Regions from separate parts of the Homo sapiens genome. Here region 2 is linked to region 1. Evidence: chromatin contacts called from ENCODE Hi-C or POLR2A ChIA-PET data. All regions are on one chromosome and are shown on one strand. Each heading gives the region's core, a stretch centred on a gene start or an enhancer-like site at or near the end of the contact. The rest is flanking DNA. Distances are from core to core; before and after follow the strand shown.

Region 1 (7,198 bases), core at 3,174-5,673:
TGTGGCATCTTTCTCGTAAGCCCCAAGGTCTTGCTCATAAAATGGCTGGTGGCAGGGTGCTTGTGAGTCTGCTGTCTGGGCTGGTTTCCGGAGGCCTCTGGTTTGCAGAGAGCGTCAGTGACTCACGCTGCTCTGCAGGTCGCCGGCCCAAAGCTGTCTGCGCACACTAGGGCGCAGTGAGGCCTGGGAGGGGCCCCTCTCAGCAGGATGTGAAAATGCATCTCTGAGAGCATGGCTGATCTCAGCCCTGCCCATTCTGAAAATGCAGAAATAGCTTCAAAGGTGAAAGTGCTTTGGTGGAAGAGGGTGGACTGGCCATCATCAATTCAGTCTGTTAACAAGCATCCTCTGTGTGAGGGCTGAGACACACTGCTGCTGCTAATAGAAAGAGCTGCTACTTTTGGTTATTTCTTAGCTTGGCATAGTGCCATATATATGCATTCCCATATTACAGATGAGAAAAACTGAGACTCGAGGACTTAAAAGATTGGCTCTGATTCCCAAAACAAGTAATGTGGTACAGAGTTCTTATGATGTGCCTTGCATGTTTGAAGAACTTTGCATGCATTGACTCAGATTCTCTCTAAAAGCCTTAGAAGCTGGGAATAGTTTTTGCCCACCTTTAACAGAGGAGGCACAGAAAGGGTTAGGATTTGCCTCAAGTTCTATGAAAGGATGTGGCAGAGCTGGGATTTGGACCCCAGCTGTCTGTGTGTCCCTGGGACTCTGACCCCAGGGTGTGAGCCCCTCGCCAGGACAGCTGAGAAAGGGAGGAGCTGTTGGCTGCAAGAAACAGAGATTTGGGCCTGATCATGGGCAGACAAGCAGGATTCAGATGCAGAGGAAAAAGAGGGCCTCCTAGGCATCAGCCAAGCGACACAAAGGTGTGGCGGTGGGGATATCAGGGTCTGCTCCTTGTTCAACCCCTGCCACGGACCAGCCATGGGATGCTGGACCTAAAATAGAGGGATGTCTGCTTACCTGAACCTCGATGACTTCACTGGCCAGATGCCTACCTCGTGAGCATAGACCGAGACTTTGGAGAGGAATGTACTTTGGGGACTGTGTCAGTCAGCTCGGGCCACATAACAAAATATCATAGACTTAGTGGCTTAAACAACAGAAATTTATCTTCTCACAATTCTAGAGGCTAGCAATCCAAGACCAGGATTCTGGAGAATCCTGTCAAGATCAGGTTCTGGAGAGGACCTGCTTAGGTCCTGGCTTGCAGACAGTCACCTTTTCTCCCATTGTGTTCTCCTGTGAGACAATGAGACTGACCTCTGGTGGCCCTTCTTCTTAGGCCACTAATTCCATCACGAGGGCCCCACCTTCATGACTGCACCAAGTCCTAATTATCTCCCAAAGGCCCCATCTCCAAATACCATCACAGAGTGGTTTAGGGCTTCAATATAGGAATTTGGCTGGTGTGGTGGGGGCATAACTTAGTGTGTAGCAGGGACTGTATAGGTGAAAGGTTTGATCAAGGGGTGAATCAGGAGTGAAGGTTCTGTCTGCCTGTTCTGGGAACTACTGTCTTTTAGGAACACCTGGTGCAGTGTCACCCATGAATACAGTCCTTGCTGGTCACTCCAGGTGGCCTTTGAGATGATAGCAGTACGTGCAAGGGCCACGCATGTGGATCTCACTTGGAGAAATTTAAGACAGAGCCTGGTCCCTACTCAGATCTTGAGAAATTTCTTTGCAGGAAGCCTAGTGGCTTCTCTTGCCTGTGAATCTGGAAGGTATGGAGGGAGTATGGTTGACATCTCTTATGGGAAATCCAAGACTTAAAATACAAAAGATAGATCCAAAGGTTTGTGGAAGAAACTGTGACATGGCCAGGGATGCCTCTGCTTCCAGGACGTGCGCTTGAGTTGGGCTTCGGGAGAATGTGGATGTGTTGGGGGGAGGTGTGTCCCATGTTGGGCCTGTGCTGTGAGCTGGTCCTGGCATATGTGGGTAAACATAGAATGATCTGGAAGGTGAACTTATGGGAGGGCGAGATGGAGACTGGACTGGAAATTCAATAAATATCCAGTGAATTCTTTCTAAGAATCAGGGGCCATGTTGGTATTTGAAGAAATATCTTTATGAAGCCAGGCCAGGGGTTTTGCCCCTTCTCCCAGAAGAGGGGGAGGTTTTGCATGATTCTGTGACATGAGCAAAGCAAGTTAGGGTGGAAATCTTTCTTACTGCTCCCACCTGCTAATCCACCTGGGAGTGTCTGACCTGCTTACAATTCCATCTCTCTTGGATAAGCAAAGAGGCATATACTCAAATGTCTTAAAAGAAATGTTTGGTTAATTCCTCTAACCCCCAGAGGGGGTTTATGGTATATGTCTTCCCCAAAACTCAGGTATTTATTTTATTATCTCATTTGTGATCACAGGCTGATTTGTGGGTTTGAATTACTGTTTGTTTCCTATGTCTCAATTCAATATAGTAACAAGTGCTTTTCTTTTGCCTTTTTTTTTTTCCAAAGGCAGCAAGTTATTTTGCAGGGCTTGTGCTGTTGGCTGATGTTTCTTAGCAGAGGGTTGGGGCCGAGGTGGTGATGAACTGGCTGAAGGACAAGGAAGTAAACTGTGGTTTGTTTAGAATGCTTTCCTGCCTGTGGTTGCTACTTTAGAAGCCGTGTGGTTGCTTGATAGGAGAGGTGCAGCTTAGTTGCATGTAATCAGAAGAAATTCTGCTGAATTGGAGAATAGAAATGGGCAGTTCAGGTCTGAGTTTACACAGTTGGTTAGTCCTTCCTTGTCGGGCAGCTTAGTTGAGAAAGTCACCAATTGTTTCTCCGTAGATTGTAAGTTGATGTGCAATCATTGCAAAAAAGCAGACAATGGAGATGATGGTAGCATATTCTACACTGGCTAGGAGGGGACATCTGACTTGCATTGTAGAAACACAAAACTGGACGTCCCTTAGACCAGTGCCTGATTCCCATTGGTTCCACCACGGAGATGCACGCAGGGTTTCCCTTAAATTCCATCCCATTCAAACGTGCATGCCTGTGAGCTCAGAAGTCTGGGAAGCTAGTTGTATATTTGTCAAGGAGACAGATTCTTGGGTCTGTACTTTTGTCTGTAATGGCTATTTGTTGACACCTTGTGTTTTTATGAAAATTATCACCATTGATTAAGCTCATCAGTGAACCACTTCTAATTTACATCTTAAATTATCACCTAGTCCATAGGATCAGTGGGATGACTCACCAGTTTATGCCTGGGGTAAAAATGCAAGGCCACTGTATAGGTCTTAGGCTGTAACCTTGTATTAGGTTGGCGCAAAAGTAATTGTGGTTTTTGAGGTACCCCTGTGTCTTTGGGAGGATTTGTAGATGACACTTAGGGACCATGTAGTAAGTCTAAATACTGCCTTTTCTCTTGACGTCCGCATCTCCATATTACTGACAACTGACCAGCACATTCACGTGGATCAATGGACTTACCTCCCATTTAAATATGTAGGGAAACAGAATGGTATCCTTGGTTATTGGAATGGCCTCTTTTAGACTGGTCTTTGTCTCTTTCTCTTCCATCTTCTTTAGGGGACCATATTGTGGGCTTAATAAACACATGCCAATGAGCCAGCTATAGCATCTCATTTATTTTTATTTTTTTGAGACAGTCTTGCTCTGTTGCCTAGGTTGGGGTACAGTGGCACCATCTCAGCTCACTGCAACCTCCGCCTCCCAGGTAGCTGAGGTTACAGGCACCTGCCGTCACACCCAGCTAATTTTTGTATTTTTAGTAGAGACGGGGTTTCACCATATTGGCCGGGCTGGTCTTAAACTCCTGACCTCAAGTGATCCACCCACTTCGGCCTCCCAACGTTCTGGGATTACAGGCATGAGCCACTGTGCCTGGCCTATAGCATCTCATTTAATCCTCAGTGACTTTGCCAAGGAAGTGTTCTCATCCCCATCTCGTGGCTGGGGAGACTGAGGCAGAGGCACTGTTGAAGTGCTTATGTTCCAACAGCTTCTGATGTGAGTCTACATTTTAACAGAGGCCCCAGGGCAGCCAGAAGATCTTTCAAATTGGGGAAACCCTAGCCCAGGACTAGTACCCATAGAGCTGGGGCCACATCTGGTCTCTACCCAATGCTAGGAGGCTGTTCCTGGACAAGTCGCCCCATCTTTCTCTGCCTTACTAACTTGACCTGAGAAATGGAACTCTCACCACCACCCCCGGAGATGTCTGTGAGGATGAAGGAAGGCAGAGCGAGTAGCCACCTGCGGAGGAGGGTGTTTGGCGGTGGCCTGGTCCCGAGTTGATTTCGGGCCTCAGTTGAATGAAGACAGGCCCTGCCTCTGTCTTCCACAAAGAAGCTGACAAAGAGTGAAACTCTATGACTAAACAGGAAGCTGCACCTCCGAATGCTGCAGACGGAGCCATCATGTGATGCTTTCTATTTCTCTGAGAAGGTGACAGAACAGGGCTTGGTTTCTCGAGTCCCCTGAGATAGCGCCATTGTGCCCCCCCACCCCCCATATTAACACTGGGCACCATGTGGTTTGGTGTTTGAAGGTTTGGAGAGAGAACTCGTGTTCTGGGTGGATGGTCTGAAGAACCTGGTCCCTGGGGTTCCAACTAGATTCGAACGACTCCTCCAAGGGTGTGACTTCAGACCTGTGCCTGATGCCTGAGATCCACTGAAGTGCTCCTTAAATGAGTAGATATGGATAAAGTGACAACGTGTTGGTCATTACAGAACTTTAGAGCTGTCAGCTGAGCAAAACAGGGAGTGGCGTGCTCTAACATCAGTTCCAACAGGATCACCTTGCTGTAGGGCCGGGGTGGCAGTGGAGGTTGTTGGTTTCTGGCTACCTGGGGTAAATCCAGAAGCATGTATGGGTGGGTGGGATGTGGGCTGTGAACAAGGAGTCAGGGAACACACAGGTTGGCCTGAACAACTGGAAAGAGAGAATGTGTGTTTCCCATCATGGGAACAGGTGAGACACGGGGAGGAGGGGTGAGGATCCAGAGATTGGTTTTGGCCCTGTGAAGTTTGGGCAGGTAGATATTGCAATCTGAAATTCAGGAGTGATGGTCTGGGTTAAAAACATTAATGTGGCCATCGTCAGGATAGAGGTGGTATTTTAAGGCCCTGAGTGAATTATCCGACAGTACTGTCTGCTCTTGGACTTGGAAGAAGTCAGTTTCAAGTGGAGACTGGGCAGTTTAGTGTGGGAGCTGCCTTAGGGCCACATCCACCTGGAAATGTTTGCTTTGGGAGATGGCCTGAGATGCATGGTCAGAAAAGGAGGAGAGATGAAGTGCTTCTTTTGCCCCAGGGCAGCAGTAGCCAACCCCAACTAGCCAATTCCTGTTGGAGCCCAACATTGGGAAATCCAGGCCTCTAACTGCATAAGCGCTGAAAGGATCTCATTTATTGAGCATTCTGTCTCCCTTGAAGATGAGATTTCAGGGAGCTTATGCCTCTATTTGAAAAAGCATCCTAGTTTACTTGACATTTCTAATAACGCTGCATTATTCCCTGTAAGAAATTGGACTCAGAAAACATTTCTAAATCAGGCATTTGGAATGGACTTGGGTATTCCAATTCGGCCAAAGGGGATTGGGAAGACAGGTGTTTTGAAAGCCACAGGCATTGTACACATGTAGAGAGGAGTATTATTTACAATAGACTCCCCAGGTCTCATTCAAGTGCCTTCGTTGTTCTGATAGGGCAGGAGCTTTTTTTTCCATTGTTGACAAAAAACAGGAAGAAAATGTGCAGTTTTATGAATTTCCCTGACCACTGAGGTGATATCACTAGTAAGAAGGAAACTGGGGCCCAGTTTAGTATCTGTAGATGCCTGAAGGAAGATAACAGTTGAGTAGATCTTTAATGAAATTCTGATTTTCCTTTGACTGCAGCAGAAACCAGCTTAATTTTCTCTTTGTAGTTGGCCATGATTTGAAACCCCATCACATACCCACAGCAGCCCTTTTGTCCACCCTGAACACGCTCCCCTGATCCCACACCCCACATAATGTAATGCACTTTGCACAGAGTCCCTCATCTCCATGATTATTACCCTAGTGTTGGGTTAATTCTGGCACAAATGCTAAGATGTTGCAGAATTCTGGCTTAAACTAGAGCCAAAGGGTTAAGTTCCCTCCTGGGCTTGGATGATATCGGCATGAGTTGGAAGCGTAAGAGAGATCAAAGGTGATTTTTTTTTTTCTTCTCAAAAATGATTTTGCAAATCTTTTTCAGAGCTGATAGACACACACCTTAGCTGGATACAAAACATATTATGAAACAGAATGACTGTGATCTTTGATCCGAGAAATCAAAGTTAAAGGTAATCGATATCTTCTGCTTCTCCTTTTGTTTTCCAGCTGTGTGTTTCCTTAACTTGAATTTTTTTTTTTTTAAGTAAAGTATAAGAAAACTTGACAGGCTGAAGGCCCTCTCTTCTCATTCTCCTGCTCTTAAGGGCTAGACCCCTCCACTCCTGAAGTGGACACTCCTGGGGACCTCCCTGAGAATCTCAGGGTTGGGCGGGAGAAGGGGGGATGAGGCCCCATTAACTTGCATGCTCCCCGATTCCAGGGCTGGCCTGCGTGGAAAAATGCAGCAACGTCTTTGGAGCCTGCTCCTTTTTGGTTTTGCACACTTTGTTGTGGGTGTCCAGTTAAATGAGGCTCTCCATCCGTGGTGGGTGTCCGGCACTGGGGAACAGCAGAGTGGGCAGGGAGGTCCGAAAACCTACCTAAGAAGCCACTGAGGAAGCCCCGCCCTGTGCTTAGGTCATTTCCAATCCTGATTCCCTCCACTCAAGGTTTCAGCTCCTCCCGGGGGGCTTCCTTGTTGTGGCTTTTGAAGTCGCAGGATTCTGCTACTTGGTTTCTGGATTTGAAATCAGCCCCTTGGAACTGAGTTTCCCAGGGTGCTCGGCTGAGCCCCTCACCCAGCAGATCCACCTCGATGGGCCTCCACAGAGGAGCCTGGCCGCTAAGAAGACCTTATCGTGCAGGTTTCAGGAGGCCCTGGGGTGTGAAGTCCAGATGAGACATTGAGGAAGGAAGGTTGCATTACCTCTCTGTGCCTCAGCTTCTTAGATGCTGTTGCTGTTATTTAATCTTCTCCATATTCTAATCGGAATAAACCAGCACACACAGTGCCCAGCCCATCTTAGAGTTTATATTAGTACACCCAGGGGAGCTGACGCTTGAGAAGCATG
Region 2 (7,198 bases), core at 2,046-4,545, 250 kb before region 1:
CCATAGTAAGTGACAATTTCAGGTTTATCATCATTTCTTCTTTCTGTGGCTTGGCAGGTTTAGTCTGTTTTTCCCTTTGGGAATGATACTGTGGAATAGCGATGTCAGAGAGGGCCATATTTTTGGTAGCTATGGACTTGGAACCAGTAACCTGTGGGTATTTGATGGAATTCAAATTTATTTTATTTTATTTGAGCTCCTGACCTCAAGTGATCCTTCAGCCTCCCATAGTGCTGGGACTACAGGCGTGAGCCACCGTGCCAGGCCTTTTTTTTTTGCTCTGTCGCCCAGGCTGGAGTGCAGTGGTATGATCTCGGCTCACTGCAACCTCCACCTTCCGGGTTCAAGCGATTCTCATGCCTCAGCTTCCCAAGTAGTTGGGATTACAGAAGTGCGCCACCATGCCTGGCAAATTTTTGTATTTTTAGTAGAGACAGGGTTTTCCCCATGTTAGCCAGGCTGGTCTCAAACTCCTGAGCTTAAGTGATCTCTCTGCCTCAGCCTCCTAAAGTGCTGGGGTTACAGGCGTAACCACCGCACCCAGCGGAATTCAAATTTGAGCAAGCTCCAGATGCTGATGATCTGAGAAGCAAGTCCTGCCTGAGGCCCCTGATGCTCCTGTTGGCATCTCTGGAGGCTTTAATGCCCGTTGCCCACTCCTCTGCTCCCACTGGACTTTGGTGTATTTGTTTTAGGGCTGTGCAAAGATTTTTCCATGAGGATAAATCTTTCATGGAATGCTTTGCACTTCTCGGCCGCTTTTTCTCAAAGTGAATGGTACTTTATCTCTTCTGTGGATGAATTGCACTTGAAATCAGATTTGTCTTGTTTTTCTAAGATTCTGAATCATGATTGAGAAAAAAAAAAAGAACTACTTTCCTTTGGCCTTTGGTGTCTTCAGAGGCCAGTGTTACCTTTTTGCTGTGGTTGTTTTTTTTTTTGAGACGGAGTCTTGCTCTGTCACCCAGGCTGGAGTGCAGTGGCGTGATCTCGGCTCACTGCAAGCTCTGCCTCCCGGGTTCACAACATTCTTCTGCCTCAGTCTCCCCAGCAGCTGGGACTACAGGCACACGCTGCCACGCCCGGCTATTTTTTTTTGTATTTTTAGTAGAGATGGGGTTTCACCGTGTTAGCCAGGTTGGTCTCGATCTCCTGACCTCGTGATCCGCCCGCCTTGGCCTCCCAAAGTGTTGGGATTACAGGCGTGAGCCACTGCGACTGGCCTTGCTGTGGTTTTTTTTTTACAACTTTTATTATTTTGTATTGCACAGTTATTTTATGTCTATAGTAGAACACATGAATGCATTGATCAGAAAAGTAAAAAGTAGCCCATAATCTTACTAAAGGTATAGTCATTGTTAATGTCTTCCTGATCAGCCTTCTAAAAACTACTTCAGAGGCCGCCTACTGCCAAATACAAATAGGTTTATATAAATGCCTCATGAGGCTCAGAGGAGGCTAAATCTAGTTAAGGTGAAATCTTTCAGAAAGCCGTACTGTTTCCAAGTCCCTGTAGGATTCTGCATAGACTTGGCTGGCTCTAGAATCGTGCCTTTGAAATTCAATATCAATAAAACATTGCTAGCCTAGGCAAGGTCAGTTTATGGAACATGTGTAGAAACCAGTATGCATTTTACTTGGGAGCTGCTGGAGTAATTTCTACCAGTTGGCGTAGGATTCATTTCCTGTAACAGAAAGCAGGATTTCCTAAATTTGTTTCCTGTGCACATTCCAGTTGGGGAACCTTGAAGTGTCTTTATTCAGCTATCGATTACAGCCTGGGGGCGCTGGGCCCTCCCTGCCACCGTACAGTAAGTCACGGAGGAAATGAAATAGATACAGTCGGACCCGGAGGAGCGGAGCACTGCTCAGATGCTGGAGCGAGCAGGCCTCAGCCCTGACAGCATCCCACCATTTCCAGGATGTTCCACAGTGTCGAGAGTGGGTGGTGGGGAGTGGCAGTGGGGGCCTTGGTGATAATGCAACTTTCCAAGCCTTTGTTTCTTGGTTTGAGCCAGGAGGTGCTGTCCTGTAAGCAGCTAGGATCAGCTCTGTCCATGGCTCATTCACTTGTCTTTTCCATGAATTTTTCATATTTAAAAAACTTTTTTTCTTTTTTTGGCCAGGCGCTTTTGAGACAGAGTCTTGCTCTGTCGCCCAGTGGTGTGATCTTGGCTCACTGCAATCTCCGCCTCCCGGGTTCAAACCATTCTTCTGCCTCAGCCTCCTGAGTAGCTGGGACTACAGGTGCCCACCACCATGCCTGGTTAATTTTTATATTTTTAGTAGAGACAGGGTTTCACCATGCTGGCCAGGCTGGTCTCAAACTCCTAACCTCAAATGATCCACTCACCTCAGCCTCCCAAAGTGCTAGGATTACAAGCGTGAGCCACCACTCCTGGCCAAAAAAGGTTTTAAAATCACAAGTACTAATGTCTTCACTACAGAAAAGGGAGAAATTGTAGAATCAAAAAGAAGATAAAAAATAACCTGTGATTCTTGCCACCTGGCGATAACTACTACTGTTTATGTTCTGGTATAGATTTTCTCAGACTCCTTCTAAATGTATGCATATTTAAATATACATATATATTTATTTTATTTTATGTGTATTTATATAATATATGATATGCATATTTATAATATGTAAATATTTACATATTATAAATATGTAAAGAAATATATATAATGTAAATATATATTATATAATATATTATGTAAATATATATTATATAATATATTATGTAAATATATATTATATAATATATTATGTAAATATATATTATATAATATATTATGTAAATATATATTATGTAAATAATAATTTAAATATTGACATAATATATAAATATATAAAATAATATTTACTTTGTGTGTGTGTGTGTATATATATATATGGAGAGAGAGAGAGAGGACCAGTACAGAATCATGCTGTAGTACATATAATTAAACAGGAAGGAGGGTGAATTAAGTAACTTCCTTTAGAAAGTCATATGGCTTTCCGAGATTGCACCACTGCACTCGAGCCTGGGCAACAGAGCGAGACTGTCTCAAAAAAAAAATTTAAAAAAAAGAAAGTCATATGACTTTCACATTTCTGTAGGACTTACGCTTGTGTTCAGGTATACGTGTGTGTGTGTGTGTGTGTATGTGTGATGTATTTTCCTGTGTGCCATGTTAGTATGTGTGTGCACATGGATGCACATGTGTGTGTATGAATGAAAGCTGCTTGCTGTATTTCACTGGGTCTTGAATAGCTGAATAATTCCAGAGCAATGAATCAGCAGTTCTAGGTAACATGCAGAGTGTCTCCATGGCTAGCACATGCTCATGGCACAGAGTGAGAAGCCTGTTGCTCTCCTTCCCTGACTTCCATTCTCCCAGGCTTCTTCCTCTGCGACACCCGCTGTTATTAATATCTGAGTATACTTGCAGAGATAATTCTTTGCATGTATTAGAATTACCCTCACGCTTCATTAAAATATATATATATTTTTTATTTTTTATTTTTTTTTTTGAGACGGAGTCTCACTCTGTCACCCAGGCTGGAGTGCAGTGGCACCATCTCGGCTCACTGCAACCTCCGTCTCCTGGGTTCAAGTGATTCTCCTGCCTCGGCCTCCCGAGCAGCTGGGACTACAGGTGCACGCCATCACGCCCAGCTAATTTTTGTATTTTTAGTAGAGACGGGGTTTCACCATATTGGCCAGGCTGGTCTCAAATTCCTGACCTTGTGACTCACCCACCTTGGCCTCCCAAAGTGCTGAGAGTACAGGCGTGAGCCACCACACCCAGCCTATTAAAGTATTTTTTAAAATTTAAAAGCACAACTGTAAATTATAGATGCAGCTTTACACTTTGCTTTTAGTAGCTCAGTTTTTACAAATGTGCCAGGACATGGAATATCATTGCACTGTGACCTCAGCGAGGGCTGAGTTTTACTGAAACATCTGCCGTGGGTTCCTGTAGCCTCCCAGTGGCATAAATGCATGTCTGTATTTCAAGACCCTGTCTACTCACTTTCATGGAAGGTGAGGGCATCACATTGGCCTTCCCTGCTTCTGCAGTGCAATTGCTGGCCATGTTTAACTTGTAACTTTCAATTCAATCAGCTGTGTGATTTTTTTTTTTTTTTTTTGAGACGGATTCTCGCTCTGCTGCCCAGGCTGGAGTGCGGTGGTACGATCTTGGCTCACTTCAACCTCCGCCTCCCAGGTACAAGCAATTCTCTTGCCTCACCTCCCAAGTAGCTGGGACTACAGGCATCTACCACCACGCCCGGCTAATTTTGAATTTTTAGTAGAGACAGGGTTTCACCATGTTGGCCAGGCTGGTCTCGAGCTCCTGACCTCAAGTGATCTGCCCGCCTTGGCCTCCCACAGTGCTGGGATTACAGGCGTGAACTACTGCACCCGGCCTAGCTGTGCGATTTTAAGCAAATCATTGCTGCACCTCAGCCTCCTCAAAGGTAAAGAGGGACTAGGGCCATTGACTTCACAGGTCCTTGCTAAAGATGAGGTAGTAATGGTGATAACAGTGGTACTGACGGCAGTGAGAAATGATCACCTATTGAATACCTGCTCTGTGCCAGGCCCTGGGCTATGAGCCCCTCTTATGATAGAGTCACAATGATTGTGCCCATTTTGTAGATGAAGTGTAAGTTGGCTAAGGAAAGTTCCCATGGTCGCATAGCTGGCACGATTAAAACCAGACAGCCCATGCCTAGAGTCTGGACTATGCAACCCACAATACCACTTTCCTCCCCAGGGGATGATGGCTTGAAAGTGCTTTGTAAACTCCTGAAGTGCTCCAGAGAGTGAAGATGCCTGTGTGTGGGAGACTCAGGGCTGATACTGGATGAAGTACCACAGTCTCTGGCTATTTTTAGCCAAACAGGGTGCCCTGTTTGGAGGTAATGTTCAGACACTCTGCATCTTCCAAGTGCAGTGGAATTTTTATTTTTTATTTTTATTCTTTGGTCCCTTCCCTCTTTTCTCATCTGGGGAAGCTTCCGAGCTTGGTGAAAATAAGCCTTTTTCTGCCAGACCCTGGCAGCCTACCTTCTGAGTATCTTGCCTTTACCACCCACCTCATTAGGATTCATCCCTTAGAAAGGAAAATTAAAATGAGCATGTTTCACTTAGCAACTTCCAGTTCCACCTATGTTGCTGCAAGTCACAGAATTTCTTTCTTTTTTAATGTGTTTTGCTTATTTTTTTGAGGTAGGATCTTGCTGTATTGCCCAGGCTGGAATACAGTGGTGCAGTCTTGGCTCACTGCAGCCTTGACCTCCTGGCCTCAAGCAGTCCTCCCGCCTCAGCCTTCCAAGTAGCTGGGATGAGAGGCGCACACCACCACACCTGGATAATTTTTGTATTTTATTGTAGCAATGGGGGTCTTGCTATGTTGACCAGGCCAATCTCAAACTCCAAACTCAAGCAACTGTCCTGCCTCAGCCTCCCAGAGTGCTGGAATTACAGGCGTAAGCACTGCATTGGGCCAATAAGAGGTTTTTTAATGGCTATACAATATTCTTCTGCGTACGTACACCACAGAGTATTTGTTCTATCTCCCAAGCTTACCACTTAGGAGGTTTCCCCCTTTTGGCTATCATAAATCATGCCACGATGCATTGCCTTCCACCTTCTCTCTGCACATCTTTGACCATGTGTGTAAAAGGTCCCGTTTGTCTCCTTTTGCCTCGTCTTAATCTTGTTGCTGAACGTGAGTGTAAAACCTGCTGGAGAGCTCAAGTACATGGTGCCGGGGAGGGCAGGCAATCTCGCGGTCCTTCTGCGGCTACGAGGTTGGTTGGTTTGTTTTTTTATGAGCACATTCTTGGTGAACCATAAGATGTATGCAGTTCCCCTCCATGCCTGGGTATAGCCTGAGCCTCAGCCTCAGGTCCAGACAATGACAGCATTCAGATGTGTGCATGAATGAGCTCGGAGTGTGAAGCAGAAAGATTTAGGAGGGTGTTGGAGTTTTACCACCACGTTGCCATGACCTTGGACCCAAGGGGTAAGGTCAAAGAACAGAGGTTAGGAACTATAGGGGAATTCTTCCATCAGTATTATTGATTAACCACCGAAGTGGGGTCTCAAAACAGGATTGTGGTTGTTCAGAAGAAGACAGCGGGGGCTGTTTGAGCAGGGCTGGACAGTGTTTTACAGACACTGTAGGAAACTGTCAGATGTGCCTCCCTTGGTGTTAGCTTATCCATGGGCCATAGAGGCAAAAGCTCTGTCCCATGTGATATTAGTGTTGGCTCAGAATAGAGTTAATATATAGTCATTTCTTTTTTTTTTCTTTTTCTTTTTTGAGACAGAGTCTCGCTCTGCTACCCAGGCTGGAGTGCAAAGGTGCAATCTTGGCTCACTGCAACCTCCGCCTCCTGGGTTCCAGCTATTCTCCTGCCTTAGCCTCCTGGGTAGCTGGGACTATAGGCATATGCCACCATGCCTGGCTAATTTTGTATTTTTAGTTTATTTGTTTGTTTTGAGATGAAGTCTTGCTCTGTTGCTCAGGCTGGAGTACAGTGCCACAATCTCAGCTCACTGCAACCTCCGCCTCCCGGGTTTAAGGGATTCTCCTGCCTCAGCCTCCCGAGTAGCTGGGATTACAGGTGTGTGCCACCACGCCTGGCTAATTTTTTTGTATTTTTAGTAGAGACAGGGTTTCACCATGTTGGCTAGGCTGGTCTTGAACTCCTTACCTCAAGTGATCCACCATCCTTGGCCCCACAAAGTGCTGGGATTACAGGCATGAGCCACCGTGCCCGGTCTATAAATAGTCATTTCTTAATGATCACATTTTAGGAAGATGATGCTGTTCTTTCTTCTTAAGTATTTATTTTTATCAGTCAAGTGATAGGAAGTTCAATTTCAAGTACAAGACATTTGGATCAAGAAGTGACTATTATTTATTTATTTGAGATGGAGTCTTGCTCTGTTGCCCAAGCTGGAGTGCAGTGGTGTGATCTCAGCTCACTGCAACTTCCTCCTCCTGGGTTCAAGCAATTCCGCTGCCTCAGCCTCCCGAGTAGCTGGAATTACAGGCACCCACCGGCCCAGTGAATTTTTTGCACTTTTTTTTAGTAGAGATGGGTTTTCACTATGTTGGCCAGGCTGGTCTTGAGGCTCCATACCTCAGGTGATCCGCCCACTTCAGCCTCCCAAGGTGTTGGGATTACAGGCGT

What was found. A loop is a pair of places that touch in the nucleus more often than their neighbours do. ChIA-PET counts read pairs that join two places held with the same protein, here RNA polymerase II (POLR2A). Pooled maps may share reads with other maps.
Region 2: a loop to region 1 is called in a pooled map, with 2.3 times the contacts of the local background. The contact joins two enhancer-like sites. A Hi-C loop is called at or near these places in 1 of 37 single-sample maps with no recorded cell type and 6 of 50 pooled maps. POLR2A ChIA-PET finds 5 or more read pairs at or near these places in 2 of 52 experiments (OCI-LY7 and activated CD8-positive, alpha-beta T cell).

Annotation. Positions count from the first base shown.
Region 1 is chr20:51,397,761-51,404,958 of GRCh38, reverse strand. It overlaps NFATC2 (nuclear factor of activated T cells 2), which reads left to right. Exons shown (of 11, transcript NM_012340.5): 10 at 6,229-6,316. The coding sequence ends at 6,272. Among named protein-coding and RNA genes, the nearest start is that of MIR3194, 52 kb to the left of the region's middle. RefSeq lists enhancers at 1-72, 4,044-4,513. Within about 2 kb of position 4,423, at least 8 of the 41 ENCODE cell types and tissues checked have a DNase peak (open chromatin) inside an H3K27ac peak, as active enhancers do; they include OCI-LY7, where a contact is called at or near this core.
Region 2 is chr20:51,646,853-51,654,050 of GRCh38, reverse strand. All of the region lies in intron 14 of ATP9A (ATPase phospholipid transporting 9A (putative)), which reads left to right. Among named protein-coding and RNA genes, the nearest start is that of NFATC2, 110 kb to the right of the region's middle. Within about 2 kb of position 3,295, at least 4 of the 41 ENCODE cell types and tissues checked have a DNase peak (open chromatin) inside an H3K27ac peak, as active enhancers do; they include OCI-LY7, where a contact is called at or near this core.